Regions from separate parts of the Homo sapiens genome. Here region 2 is linked to region 1. Evidence: read pairs that join two places in POLR2A ChIA-PET (ENCODE). Cell type or tissue: IMR-90. All regions are shown on one strand. Links, peaks and the distances in the headings refer to the core of each region. The heading gives the core; the rest is flanking DNA. Region 1 overlaps CNN2 (calponin 2). Region 2 has its middle 1.9 kb from the start of R3HDM4.

Region 1 (2,898 bases), core at 228-2,727:
GGAGGCCAAGGCGGGCGGATCATCTGAGGTCAGGAGTTCGAGACTGGCCTAGCCCACATGGTGAAATCCCGTCTGTACTAAAATACAAAAATGAGCTGGGCGTGGTGGTGGGCACCTGTAGTCCCAGCTACTTGGGAGGCTGAGGCAGGAGAATCGCTTGAACCCAGGAGGCAGAGGAGGCAGTGAGCCAAGATCGGGCCACTTCACTCCAGCCTGGAACAGAGTGAGCCTCTGTCTTAAAAAAAAAAAGAAAGAAAAGAGAGAAGGAAAAAAAAAATCAAATCCCTCTCCCTGCTCTGCACCCATCTCCCCAGGTTCCCGCGGACAGCTCCCCACTCAGCCTCCGCTTCCTCATCTCTTCCTGGGATTATTTGGGTTAGGGTCCCCTGACCTGGACCTGCCTGGGATGATTTGGGTTAGGGTCCCCTGAGCTGGACCTGCCTGGGATGATTTGGGTTAGGGTCCCCTGAGCTGGACCTGCCTAGGATGATTTGGGTTAGGGTCCCCTGAGCTGGACCTGCCTGGGATGATTTGGGTTAGGGTCCCCTGAGCTGGACCTGCCTGGGATGATTTGGGTTAGGGTCCCCTGAGCTAGACCTGCCTGGGATGATTTGGGTAGGGTCCCCTGACCTGGACCTGCCTGGGATGATTTGGGTTAGGGTCCCCTGAGCTGGACCTGCCTGGGATGATTTGGGTTAGGGTCCCCTGAGCTGGACCTGCCTGGGATGATTTGGGTTAGGGTCCCCTGAGCTAGATCTGCCTGGAATGATTTGGGTAGGGTCCCCTGAGCTGGACCTGCCTGGGATGATTTGGGTTAGGGTCCCCTGAGCTGGACCTGCCTGGGATGATTTGGGTTAGGGTCCCCTGAGCTGGACCTGCCTGGGATGATTTGGGTTAGGGTCCCCTGAGCTGGACCTGCCTGGGATTATTTGGGATAGGGTCCCCTGACCTGGACCTGCCTGGGATTATTTGGGTTAGGGTCCCCTGACCTGGCACCTGCCTGGAAACAGCTCGTAGCCCAGAGGAGGCAAAGGCGGGGAGGCCCCCCAGTACCAGCTCACAGCCCACCCAGCTTGGCTTTCCACGCCCGGGGGCAGCCCCGCCCCGCCGGCAACTTTGATCCCGAGGAATGAGAACGGTGGCTGCTGGGTACACAGCCCTGCCTTGCCCAGCTGCGCCGCGTCTCTGCCGGCTCAGGGGCCCAGGTCCCCTGGCCCCACCCCCAGCCGCTGCCGTCCTCCCCCACCCCCGCCCCCCCGCTGCCCGGCCGCCGGCCTTCCAGCACATTCCTGTTCACCACAAACTGCCAGGAATGCGCGCTGCCTCCCCGGCTAAATCTGAACCAGCTGTTCCCAGCGGGTCCGGACCCCCAAGCCGGGATGCAAGGCCGCAGACACTGTGGATCCGAGCTGCCTCCGTGCCGTCCAGCCGGGAGTCAACTGAGCCACGGGGAAGCGGGGCGGGGGGCGGGTCTCTGGCTGTTTCAAGCAGCCGGTAAAGCGGGTGTGAGCGGGAAGCCAGGGGGAAGCTGGTTTCTAATTGGGAGGCGACCCTTCCGTGACCCTGGCAAGCTGGCCGACGCCTCGCCCACCCTCCAAACGGACAGACTGAGGGTTGCGCGGGGAGCCTGCTAAGCGGCTCTTCCAGCCTCTGTCCTCACCCCCGCCAGGGCAGGTATCAACCTGCCCCCACCCCACCCCACCCCGTCTCCGGAAGCCGCCCCACCCTCCTGTGCCCGCTCCCACTTCCGCAGGCCCAGCAGGTACTGGGTTCCGGTCTTGGCCCTGTCACTTGTGGGCTGTGTGGCCCTGGGCAGCTGGAACGACGTCTCTGGGTCCCTGTGGACACCGGTGCCCTTAGCCGGCTGTATGCAGGGTGCGGCAGGGTGCCCACCCCACTGCACGGGGGGCTCTATGAATGCAGGGTGCAGATGGCCCCTTGAAGGAGGAGTCGTGAGCCCCGGGCTGGGGACCCTGGCTCAGGCCTTGACCACCCCAAGCCTCAGCCTCCCTTTTTGGCCAAGAGCTGGTCTGAAGGCTTGCAGGGGCTCACAGCGGGGAAGCAGGAATTCTCCCTCCAGTCTGCCGGCCCTGGAGTGCCGCCGGGCAGGTGGCTGTTGGGGCTGGCAGGGCCGGTGCCCTCAGAGCGTGCAGAGGCAGTTTCCCCTGCAGAAGTCAGCTGTAAGGACACCTTCCCAGGTGCCCAGTGGGCGTCGGGGGAGGGGGTGGGCGGGGACGACACCCCCCTCCAGCTGGAAGGTCCTGGAGGGTCAGGTCCCGGTCCTGTCCGTGGGTCTCGCATCACAACCCCCGCCCCCCACTTTCCCTGGGAATCCTGTCCAGGACCCTGCTGTGTGACCCTGCAGAAGTGTCTGGTCCTCTCTGAGCTAGAACCACAAGTGCTCTCTTAAAAAGTGTCTCCCCTAGCCCTGGCTTGTTTTTAATTATAGAGATGGGGTTTCGCCATGTTGCCCAGACTGGTCTCGAACTCGCTGGGCTCAAGCCATCCACCCAGCTCCGCCCCCCAAAGTGCTGGGATTACGGGCGTGAGCCCCCGCGCCCTGCCGGGCCCCAGCTCTTCTTTCGAGGCTGCAAAACCCCACATATCTCAGGGCCACCTTCAGAGAACCTCTTTGTTATCCGTTTAAATTAGTCAGATGGGAGACAAAGACCGTGCAAAGCGGCTACCGCCCCTCCCCCCAAGACACCCCCAAGGTGTCCCAGAGGCCAGGAAATTCCTGTTTGTGGGGGGGTAACACTTCTCAAAAACCACTCGGCCATGCCCCTTCCCCTCCCAAAGCTAAGAGGCCCCAAAAGCAGAAGTGTGGCCAGGAGATGACGGGGTTGCTGGGGTCCCCCCCAGACCCCCAGAGCGTTGTCGGACCTTGAACGGACCTTC
Region 2 (2,898 bases), core at 333-2,832, 110 kb after region 1:
GGCTAATTTTTTGTACTTTTAGTAGAGTCAGGGTTTCACCGTGTTAGCCAGGATGGTCTTGATCTCCTGACCTCGTGATCCACCCTCCTCGGCCTCCCAAAGTGGTGGATTAGAGGCGTCAGCCACCGCGCCCGGCCTTTTATTATCATTATTGAGACAGGGTGTCGCTCTGTTGCCTAGGCTGGAGTGCAGTGGCATGATCTCGGCTCAAAGCAACCTCCGCCTCCCGGGTTCAAGCAATTCTCCTGCCTCAGCCTCCCGAGTAGCTGGGATTACAGGTGCCTGCCACCATGCCCGGGTAATTTTTGTATTTTTAGTAGAGACCAGGTTTCACCACGTTGGCCAGGCTGGTCTCGAACTCCTGACCTCAGGTGATCCACCCTCCTCGGCCTCCCAACGTGCTGGGATTACAGGCGTGAGCCACTGCTCCCGGTCCAGCTAATTTATTTTTAAATTTTTTATTTTTTATTTTTTTGCAAATAAAGTTTTTTTTTTAATTTTATTTATTATTTTATTTTATTATTATTATACTTTAAGTTTTAGGGTACATGTGCACAATGTGCAGGTTAGTTACATATGTATACATGTGCCATGCTGGTGTGCTGCACCCATTAACTCGTCATTTAGCATTAGGTATATCTCCTAAGGCTATCCCTCCCCCCTCCCCCCTTAAATTTTTTTGTAGAGACAAGATCTCACTAGGTTGCCCAGGCTTGTCTTGAACTCCTGAGCTCAAGCAGTCCTCCTGCCTCAGCCTCCCAAAGTGCTGGGATGACAAGCATGAGCCACCCAGCCTGGTCAGCACAACCTTGACTCCATAATCCCACAGCTGGAAGTGTACCCCAGGATGACATCCAGGAGGTTCCCCCAAAGTCCATCCTGCAACAGAGTCCAAGACATTTGGTCATCATGGAGTAATACACAGCGAAGAAAAAGGTGCTTCCATTTGCATAAAAAAAGACAAAAAAGGGAGGAAAAAAAATGAATAGGCCGGGCACAGTGGCTCATGCCTGTAATCCCAGCACATTGGGAGGCCGAGGCAGGTGGATCACTTGAGGTCAGGAGTTCCAGACCAGCCTGGCCAACGTGGTGAAACCTGGTCTCTACTAAAAATACAGAAATTACCCGGGCTTGGTGGAGGGTGCCTGTAATCCCAGCTACTTGGGAGGCTGAGGCAGGAGAATCACTTGAGCCCAGGAGGTGGAGGTTGCAATGACCTGAGATTGCATCACTGTAGGCTGGGTGACAGAGCGAGACTCTCTCAAAAAAAAAAAAGAAGAAGAAGAAGAAGAAGAAGGTACAGACAGGACAGGCCCAGGCCCCTGAAGGGAAGCCCTGGAACCCAGAATGGGAGGAAGGCCCAGGAAGTTCTCTGGAGTTGCCTCCCTCTCTCACGAATAAATGTTCAGGTCCATTCTTTGAGCATCTACCCTTACCCTGTGCCTGATGGATGGGGAAACCACTCATTCCCGATGCCCAGCTCCCCTGCCAGTCACTCCTGATACATCTCTCCATTGTCCTTTTTCACCTCTTTGCACATTTATCTACAGGAATCTCACAGTGCACGCTTTTTTGAGTCCATCCACAGTTTCTCATCCTTTTCTTTTTCCTCCTTACTCTTTCTTTCTTTTTCTTTCTTTCTTGCTTTTTTTTTTTGAGACAGCATCTCGCTCTGTCGCCCAGGCTGGAGTGCAATGGCACAATCTCGGCTCACTGCAAGCTCTGCCTCCTGGGTTCACTCCATTCTCCTGCCTCAGCCTCCTGAGTAGCAGGAACTACAGGCGCCTGCCACCATGCCCGGCTAATTTTTTGTATTTTTGGTAGAGATGGGGTTTCACCGTGTTAGCCAGGATGGTCACAATCTCCTGACCTCATGATCCACCCGCCTCGGCCTCCCAGAGTGCTGGGATTACAGGCGTGAGCCACTGTGCCTGGCTATTTTTTTTTTTTTTTTTTTTTTTTTTGAGACAGAGTAGTCTTACTCTGTGGCCCAGGCTGGAGTGAAGTGGACGGCTCCCTGCAACTTTTGCCTCCCATGTTCAAGCGATTCTTGTGCCTCAGCCTCCCATGTAGCTGGGACTATGGGTGCATACCACCACGCCCGGCTAATTTTTGTAGTTTTAGTAGAGATAGGGTTTTGCCATGTTGGCCAGGCTGGTCTCAAACTCCTGACCTCAAGTGATCCACTGGCCTTGGCCTCTCAAAGTGCTGGTATTACAGGTGCGAGCCACCGTGCCCAGCCTCCCTCTTGCTTTATTTTATTTTATTTTATTTTTTTGAGATGGAGTCTCGCTCCTCGCCCAGACTGGAGTGCAGTGGCACGATCTCGGCTCACTGCAAGCTCCGCCTCCCGGGTTCACGCCATTCTCCTGCCTCAGCCTCCCGAGTAGCTGGGACTACAGGCCCCCGCCACCACGCCCGGCTAATTTTTTGTATTTTTAGTAGAGAGGGGGTTTCACTGTGTTAGCCAGGATGGTCTCGATCTCCTGTCCTCGTGATCCGCCCACCTCGGCCTCCCAAAGTGCTGGGATTACAGGTGTGAGCCACCGCGCCCGGCCCTTTCTTTTTATTTTAGAGATGGGTTTTCATCATGTTGCCCAAGCTAGTCTCAGACACCTGGACTCAAGTGATCCACTGGCCTTGGCTTCCCAAAGTGCTGGGATTACAGGCGTGAGCCACCACGTTGGCCACCAGGCCTAATTTTAGAGAAGAGTAAACTGAGGCTAAGCAGGGGAAGGGGTTGCCTAGCCGAGGCTCCAGGGCTGGGAGGGGCAGGTGGAAGGAAGGCTCGGGCAGTTTTAATTTCCGCCATCCTCTGCCTCCAAGAAGAACGTCCCCTCCCTCGTCGATGCTCAGGCCTTAGTTTCCCTGTCCGTGTCTCCTCGCCTCCCTGGGCTG

Evidence for each region. ChIA-PET counts read pairs that join two places held together with the same protein. Peaks named below come from ENCODE experiments on the same cell type or tissue, not always from the same donor. Only the 100,000 strongest peaks of a DNase experiment are listed, where the experiment ranks them.
Region 2: POLR2A ChIA-PET joins it to region 1 with 10 read pairs; 11 of 35 experiments call an interaction of 5 or more read pairs at or near these places.

Annotation. Positions count from the first base shown.
Region 1 is chr19:1,027,060-1,029,957 of GRCh38, reverse strand. All of the region lies in intron 1 of CNN2 (calponin 2), which reads right to left. Among named protein-coding and RNA genes, the nearest start is that of CNN2, 1.9 kb to the right of the region's middle. RefSeq lists a silencer at 1,398-1,573. In IMR-90, for the core only: no CTCF peak of the experiment used is centred there; a DNase peak (open chromatin) is centred at 1,327; H3K4me3 peaks cover 2,071 bases; H3K27ac peaks cover 2,124 bases.
Region 2 is chr19:913,649-916,546 of GRCh38, reverse strand. No RefSeq gene overlaps it. Among named protein-coding and RNA genes, the nearest start is that of R3HDM4, 1.9 kb to the right of the region's middle. In IMR-90, for the core only: no CTCF peak of the experiment used is centred there; no DNase peak of the experiment used is centred there; H3K4me3 peaks cover 248 bases; H3K27ac peaks cover 224 bases.